Linked DNA regions of Mus musculus: region 2 is linked to region 1. Evidence: chromatin loops called from intact Hi-C (ENCODE). Cell type or tissue: left cerebral cortex. All regions are shown on one strand. Each heading gives the region's core, and the rest is flanking DNA. Links, peaks and the distances in the headings are about the cores only.

Evidence for each region. Hi-C counts contacts between places; a loop is a spot of excess contacts. Peaks named below come from ENCODE experiments on the same cell type or tissue, not always from the same donor. Only the 100,000 strongest peaks of a DNase experiment are listed, where the experiment ranks them.
Region 2: it touches region 1 in a loop (2.8-fold over the local background); 12 of 42 quality-filtered maps call a loop at or near these places.

The regions. Positions count from the first base shown.
Region 1 is chr2:133,795,333-133,799,669 of GRCm38, forward strand. No RefSeq gene overlaps it. Among named protein-coding and RNA genes, the nearest start is that of Gm39940, 54 kb to the left of the region's middle. In left cerebral cortex, for the core only: no CTCF peak of the experiment used is centred there; no DNase peak of the experiment used is centred there.
Region 2 is chr2:134,004,939-134,009,275 of GRCm38, forward strand. No RefSeq gene overlaps it. Among named protein-coding and RNA genes, the nearest start is that of Gm39940, 260 kb to the left of the region's middle. In left cerebral cortex, for the core only: no CTCF peak of the experiment used is centred there; a DNase peak (open chromatin) is centred at 2,108.

The DNA of each region.
Region 1 (4,337 bases), core at 1,110-3,609:
TTAAGTGGTGCAATATTGCCCTTCTTCCTTTCAATACATATTAGCATCTTAAAGCTCTGAAAAGTACAGAAGTAAAATTTCATCAGAAACTCTGTCCCACAATTCATCAGTGGAACATTTAAAGTCTCCCACTACACGTCCCTCAAATTTTCAGTCTCCATGACTGTAATCCTCCCGTGGACATTCCACTTTAGCCATCCCAGTGACTTGCCTTTTCCTTAATCTGGAGGGCTGAAATAGTTACTGCTATTGCTCATAGGGGTCACCTCTCTCTGATGAGCTCAGACTCTGACTTCCTGCAGGTTCCTTGTTAGCATCACCAACACTCTAGAGCATAATGTGACCTGAAGCAACCTGCAGTCCTGCAGTGCTCTTCTCACTAAGCAGAAGATCGATACAATCTTCCTGGAGCGGTGGAAGGCACTCCCTGGGCAGCAGGAGCTCAGCAGACTCATGCTAGTTTGAACGTGCTCAGGCTTAGGGACATAGCTTTATATGACACCGGAGAACAAACGGGAAAGAACACGTGCCCACATTATTGTCTTCCTTAAGGCAAGCAGACTATATGGATCTTAAAGAAAAGGCAAATGTCTCTGGCTATGCTTTTATAAGTGTCACTAATCTCAAGTAAGTGAGACAGTCTGTCTATCTGTTTTAACTAGTCTGTTATTCATATATCCTTTTTTTTTTTAAATTGAGGAGTGTCTAGCAGTACCTTGCCTGATGTTGAACACATAGATTGTCATCACACACTTACCTAACTTATTAGGGTTTTGTTGTTGCTGCTGTTGTTGTTTGTTTGTTTTTTCTCTCTGTAAATAGATAGAGCTTTGTGTTACATTGGCCTAAAGAAATTGTGATTTTTTTTTTTTTTGAGGTTTTGGAGTCCTGGGTTTGGGGAATGCATGTATAACTCTCCAAATTTCTTATTTAATGCAACAGAACCTATTCATATGAAAGTCAGCACGGACGGCAAATTTTCAATTAGAAAACAATGATTTATTTTTCATCTTCTAGTTGGTGTGTGTGTGTGTGTGTGTGTGGTTTTTTTTTTCCTCTCCAGGCAAATATAACCAAAAATTTCCAAACAAAAGGCTTTCAACTAAACCATTATTGGAATCACTCTGGCCAGACTTGCTCAATTGGAAACTGGAAAAGGTATGACAGATGAGAGATTATTTTCAAATAGTGCACCTGAAATGTTTTATGAAATGATATTCTTTTTTAATAATTTCTTCCCTTTAGAATTTTCTACCTACTGCCTCTTTCAAAGTTCATTTCCAAGATGATAAGATGGCTTGGCAGGAAAAGGCACTTGCTCTTTAAGCCTGACAACCTGGCTAAAACCCACAGAAGCCATATAAAAATGGAAGGTGAGAACTGGATCCACATGCTAACCATGACTCTCTCTCTCTCTCTCTCTCTCTCTCTCTCTAACTCCATTCCCTCATATTTCATAACTTACTACACTATGCCACTAATGAACAATGGTTGTGATTAACAAATTACTTTTAAGTTTACATTAAGACTGTAGTGAAAGCCTTTGTCTAGAGAACATTTTAGCCACTTCAGTGAGTTCTTTTTCTCTGATTGAAAGAAGTAAAAATTAAAGCTTACTTAATGGTTTAGAAACAGAGAATAATTATTGTGTCCTCAATTCAAAAAGAATCCATGGGATGATTACATGTTTAAACCTTGGTTTTTCTTTTCTGTTCTTTATCTATACCCCTAATGCCAGGATTATACGTTCCTAATTATAATTAGCAGAACATTTTTTTTTTGGTCCCTTTAGTGTTGAGTATGAAATCCCCGAAAACTTATGATTCAGTACCCAGTGTTGCTAAGTTAATGCCACATGAACAAAGATGAACAGAAAAAGAAATAAAATTACCCTCTTTTCATTACACAATGAAGTATATCTGTACAGATATGCGAATGAAGCTCAGTTCTAACACTTTGTAGGACTTGGTCATCCATCCCTAACCGCACTCGCAACAGACACACCCTTGCCCCATTTAAAAGTCTATTTTCCTTCTGGATAAAGAGGAGAGGTGTGCCATGCCCTATTAAATCATTGTAGGTCTTAGCCAAAGAATGTCCCCACAGGTGGGAAGGGTGTGCAGTTCTCATCAAGGCATCTGCCTCTTTAACACTTGGTAGCTAAAGCAGGTGTTGCCCCAGACTGTTATGGATTTTCTTTTTCTTCTTTAAAAAATATCTTACTTTTCTGTATGTTTAAGTGTGTGCTTTTATGTATATATCACAAGTGCCTGCATCCACTCAATAGAAGCTAGATGAGAAGGGTGTTGGATTCCCGGGAGCCAAAGTTATAGACTGTTGTGAGCAGCTAGCGTGGGTGCTAAGGATTGAACGCTGGTCCTCTGCAAGTGCAGTAACGACTCATAAACCGTCAGCCATTGGGCTACCCCGTTTTATCGCTTCAGTTTTAGCCGCCATTGGATGACTTGTCTTTATTGTTACCATCCTAGCATTCCTTTAGTAGAGTGGGGGCAAATAACCCCCAAGTCTTCCCAATGTTCCTATTGCTTCAATAGAAGTTAAGTCTGTCCTTTAAGAGATAACAATCTAGTCTACATGTGTCCCACTTCCTGCTTTTCCTTGCTAAGCACATGAATTCTAAGCTTTCCTTAACAATAAATTTAAATGAGATTCAACCTTGTACTTAACAGAGTGCCTGCTTCAAAGAACCAATGTATACTAGGTAGAACCTCAACTTAGCCCTGTTAACAATGAAGAATGTGCTCATTTAAATTAACATTATGTACCATTTCCTCTCCCTTTCTACCATACAAGTTGTCTTAATTAGGATGCTGTGATGGTTTGTATACTCTTGCACCAGGGAGTGGCAACATTTGGAGGTGTGGCCTTGTTGGAATAGGTGTGAACTGGTTGGAGTAGGTGTGTTACTGTGGTTGTGGGCTTAATACTCTCACCCTAGGTGCCTGGAAGTCAGTGTTCCACTCGCAGCCTTTGGATTGAGAAGTAGAACTCTCAGCTCTACCTGTGCCATGCCTGCCTAGATGCTGCCATGCTCTCACCTTGATGATAATGGACTGAATCTCTGAACCTGTAAGCCAGCCCTAATTAAATGTTGTTTTTTATAAGACTTGCCTTGGTCATGGTGTCTGTTCACAGCAGTAAAACCCTAACTAAGACAGATGCCTATGGCTAAGATAAAATATCTTGACCAAAAAGAACTTCAGGAGGAAAGGGTTTCTTTCTAGTACATTTTTATATCACAGCCAATCATCAAAGGGAGTTTGGGTTGGGACTCAAGGAAGGAACTTGAAGTCAAGAACTGAAGCAGCAGCCAAGGAGGAGTACTGATTCCTAGCTGGTTTCTCATGACTTAGTCTACCTTCTTATACACCTCGGGCCATCTACCTGCCCACGGGTGGTACTACCCACCACAATGGACTGACTCTCCCACATCAATCCCCAATTTTAAAAAAGGCTGCACTAGCTTGCATAGAGGCTAATCATCTGGAGGCATTTTCTCAATTGTGGTTTCCTCTCAGATGATTCTAGCTGTGTCAAGTTAACAGAAACAACAACAAAAACAAACAAATAAACAAACAATGCAAAAAAACCAATCAGGGTCCAGATCTTATTTTCTGAATGTAGTCCCCAGAACCTCTCTGCAAGGACAGGATATCCTCCCCTTTACTTTATCTCACTGCCAGGCCACTCACATCTAGTCTAGAGCCCTCTGGTATATTCCTAGTCTCTCCCTGTGGATGGCACATCATCATAATGGCCTCTCTGATTGGGAGTCATCACTTTTTGTACTCTGTGTCTCTTCTTATCTCAACAAAGTTAGCATGTTTCAAACACAGTAAGCTTCTAATCTATTGCTTATGTTTTTTGTTTTTTTCTCATGAAGCTTCAAAATCATTTATGTCCAGGCCTCAGAAAGCTCAGGCCAGAGTGCCAGAAAGCCAGAGGGTGACTTGGGCAACACAATGAACTCAAGGTCTGGCACAGTCACACACACATACACACACACCCTACCCCACCCCACGCCCAAACCCTTCCACACACATGAAGGAGAGAGAGACAGAGACAGAGTGAGAGACAGAGACAGAGACACAGAGACACAGAGACAGAGAGACAGAGAGAGACAGGGAGACAAAGAGAGAGACAGACAGAGAGAAATCGAGAGAAATAATTTTTGCTTGAAATAAAAATCAATATTATTCCACTCTACCTTTTGTAACTAAGCTCATGATATTATGTTTGCTAATAGATGAGTTTGAGTTTTATGTATGTCACAGTTCTATGCTCCCCTGAGCAAAACAATCAGCATTTGGAAACAG
Region 2 (4,337 bases), core at 1,163-3,662, 210 kb after region 1:
TGTGGTCTTTTCTAAACCCATAGAGTCTACTTGGTATTGCAGTATGTCCATGGGTGTAGGACTACCCACTGAGATGTAGACAGCCTGTCAATGGTCACATCCAAAGACAATTGACCACCCAGCATTCACAAGCCCATCCCTTTTCCACAGCTCAACTAAAGCTGGAACCGCATGAGCCCCTTGCCTATATGCTGATATTTTTCTAGTCTGATCTTGTATAATCTTGTTCATGAAATTATAGTCATTGTCATGTCCAGAAAACACTGTTTTGTTTTGTTTTTTCCAGTTGTCTTCCATCATCTCTGGCTCTTAGGATCTTTCAACTGCCTATTATGATATGATTCCTGAACCTTAGGAAGGAGTGAAATACAGAACTCCCATTTAGGGCAAAACACCCATAGTCTCTTATTCTTTGTGCTTTAATCAGTTGTGAGTCTTTGCATTCATTACAATTTGCTCAAAAAATAAGTTTCTCCGATCAAGGTTGAAAGCTATACTAAATAGGTGCTTATAAACTTAAGTTTATAGGGTATAACTTAATACTATACTACTATATCCATTTAACAGAAAAAAAAAATAACAAGTTCTTCCCCAGGGCTCTGATCACCCTGGATATGGATTCTTGGTTCAGGTAATAGTACCACATATGAATTTTGTCTTGAGGAACAGGCTTCAGTCAATCATAAAATGATAGATTATAACTAAAAAATTTGTGCCAATATTGCACCAATGAGCCAATCTGGCCAGGTTGGTCATCATTCTAGGTCACAGAATTCATAGCTGAGTCAGACTGTTTATAATATTTCTCCCCTATTGAACTACAAAAGCCAGCTGGTAGGATGAAGCTTCCAGGTCAGTGCTGGCTTGAAATCTCCATCTCCAGTGATTCAAGCAAATGCTGCCTTCAGCAGTACGGTCTTAGTATCAAGTTTGAGGGTATAGGTTAACATGTAGTGTTGTGTGTGTGTGTATGTATATATGTTTATATATGTACTCATTTATGTTTTACAGAACCAAAGTAACAGTGAGGTTTTGTAAATTGTAAAGGTAAAGGGGATCAAACAAGGCATAGGAGACACTGGGCAAGAATGGCAATTTTGACCATAAGTTTTTTGTTTTGTTCTCAACTCCAACAGGCAAACCTAGGTGAAGAGGGGAGGGAAGGCAAATCCAGCGCAACAAAGGAACAAGGCTGAGCTGTGGCCTGACTATGTACAAATAGTCACATAACTAAGGTATGATGGGTCAGACCGAATTTAAGTTTGGGTTTTTTTCTCAATTAAGCTGTGTGTTGAGAGTGCTCTTGAAGTTTAGCTGTGACTGGGACAACCCAGGGATGAAGGGCATTGACAAAGTCCTAGGCATTTTCGCTTCCTTCTATCCCTTTACTTTCTTTTCCCCTCTCCCATTACTACTTCTACCCACATACACATTTCCCCTTTCCTTGTTTCCTAAACCTTTCCTGAACAACTAGTAAAGATGGATGAAGGTAACTGAGACAACTACACCTGTTTTATTGTGGTAGTTCATCTTGTTGAATTGAGGATAGGCGGTATAGCCATATTAAAAGGTAATTCAATCAAGAAAACTAACTTCAGACAGACTTTCACTTACTTTTATTAATGTATGTTCTTTTATTAATGTATGTTAAAAAGGATCTGCCGATCTATTATCTATCTATCTGTCAGTCTGTCTGTCTGTTTATCTATCTATCTTCTCTCTCTGGGTTCCTATCTGTCTCTCCTGTCTTTATCTCTCTGCCTAACATCTATGTATCCATACCATCTATTTAACACATCATATTAAAGTCTAGAGTAGTTCTCCAAAGCATGGCTATAATAAAACATGAAGTACTGCAATATTTGTCTGGACCCTTGTCATTACTATCTCGAGAGATAGAGTACTATCTTACCCCTTTGAACTTGTGATTTGCTGCTTACAAAAGATGTGATTCTCAATGCTAAGCCACAAAAGCGTTGCATCTATGACTCTGAGATGGCAATGCTGAAGAGGCCATCTGTTGCTCTGATACTTCATCAGATGCTGTAATCCCAACCAGCTGTCATGTCCACCTGTAGGTGTAGATAGCTTTCCTGAAATCCCAGCCAGCTGGTATCTTAGATGACTGCAGTTTTTGGTAACACTGACTACATACATAAGTAAGACTCGGAGATGCCTGGTCCTTATACATGGACTGGTTTATAGAATCATGGGCATGATGTATATCCCTGGGGTGGGGGATGGTTTGTAACTCAGCAACAGTAATTAGTACAGTCTCAGGATGTAGGGGATGACACCTAATACAAGTTCATTGGAACAACATATACACAATTTAGGGCATGAGACTAGTAAAAACCTGAACATAATTGCCTATCAAAGAAGAGAAAATCTGGGCCTTGTATATTTTTACAAAGCAACTACTTCTTCAACAATATCCCTAGGTACCTAGGAATGACAGCTGTATGTTCTATTCAGAGTCAGGACTTTTTCATGGGGAAAATGTATTTCTCATCTCCAAAATTATCTGTATCCAGCTGGGCTGTAATCTTTTAACCTCAATTCCAGGCTTTCTTGTATCTAAAATGGTCATATTGATCACTGGAAACAAAACAAACAAGAAAAATAGTTGGTGGAAGTGTGAGAGTTAATGACAAATATGAATGGAATTTTAAAATGTCTCTACTTCACTTTTTAGGAACTAACAAACGGCACTTTGACCATGTTATATTACCTAGAATATCTTAATAATATTTATAATATAATATCATATATTATATAATATAATAGGTTTTAGTAAGTATGACTTTGTAAATACACAGTTTATTTTTAATATTTAAAATAATGTTTACATATTTTCTTGGCAGATTACTTTATGTACACTTTACACAATTCTTTAATGTATTTCTTCTCACAACTGATTTTCGTTTACTTTTTAACCAGTTCCCATGGTATATGGTCGTGAACCCAGAAAAATAATGGGGCCTGTTATTTTATTAGCATAAGCTGTGAAATATTCCACAGCTCAGCTTTCATGTACTGCTCTGCCCACAAGGGGATGCTCTTGCTGATGCCAATCTGGAAGGTTTCTGTCTAGGGAGGATCAGGCCCACCCTATTTGGGTGTTGACTTGAAAGTCTCTAGAGGCTGTGGGAAAAAAAGTGGTCCTAGTAATTTTATAAGCCAGGAGGACAAGTTGAAAACAGCTAACATCTGTCAGTAATTTCATGGCCAAAGGCATGACCTTGGGGAACAAACTAAGTTCAGTGCTATCTATATAAAATTGAAGAGGAAAAATGAACGTATGATAAGTCTAGGCCTCAGTCATAATGAGAAAGTTGCTACAAGTAAAATAGCACTAGCTATGTTTTTAATTGTGAAGTCACTAGCTAATTCCTACAGTAAAGATACTGTGAGTTGTTCTGATTTAGAATAATCAGTTAGGCAAGCGTTTCATTTAGTCCATGAAGATTTGATGGGGATTTCCTTAGCCGGAAGAGTAAAAGCTCAAGTCGCATTCTCAGTTATCTTATACTTTCTAAGTGTTTTTGTTTTGTTTTGTTTTTATCTTTAAGGACTGGGGGCGGAGAGATTAAAAACACTTGTTCTTTCTTATAGAAGAATTAGGTCCATTTCTAGCACCAGTATGATAACTTAATTCTAGCATCCTCTTCTGGTCTCTGATGTGGCCAGGCATACGTGTGGTACACAGACATGTGGGAAGATAAAACACTCATATACACAAAATAAAAATATATGTTATCTCACAGTACTGGAAGGAAGAATGAAAACTTCTGCAGGACAAAAGCATTCAATAGTCCTACCCAGCTCTGATCAGTATGAGGCAACAGCTATTAGAAAGGCAAGATATCCTGAACTCAATACTGGCATTTATAGACTGGAGTAACCAACAACCTTCTAATTATAGAGCTTAAGGCCAACTCAATGAGAGGGAATTTAATGTTTGTTACTATAAAACTAGCCTACTACTTATGATCCGTGATACAGTGGACCCTAGTAAAGAACCTGCCATTGTACTTTATTAAGCCTATATAAATCCTAACTACATTCTGAAGTCTTTTACCTATGAATTTGCTCTCACTTATTGTCAAAGAAGCTTCCTTTTGCAGAAGATGAGGATTAGTTTAAAAAGTAACCATTGGTCAAAATGCAGGGAACAACTTCCTGTGTAGTTCACGGTCCCAAATCTACAGCATAACCCCTAGCCTTAAGGCTCAGGGAACATCACAGAAGATGAGGTAAAAAAGATTGCAAGAACCAGTGGACCAGAATGTGATGTCTGCTTCTAAGATAGTGCCTTCTACATAGATGGCAGGAAA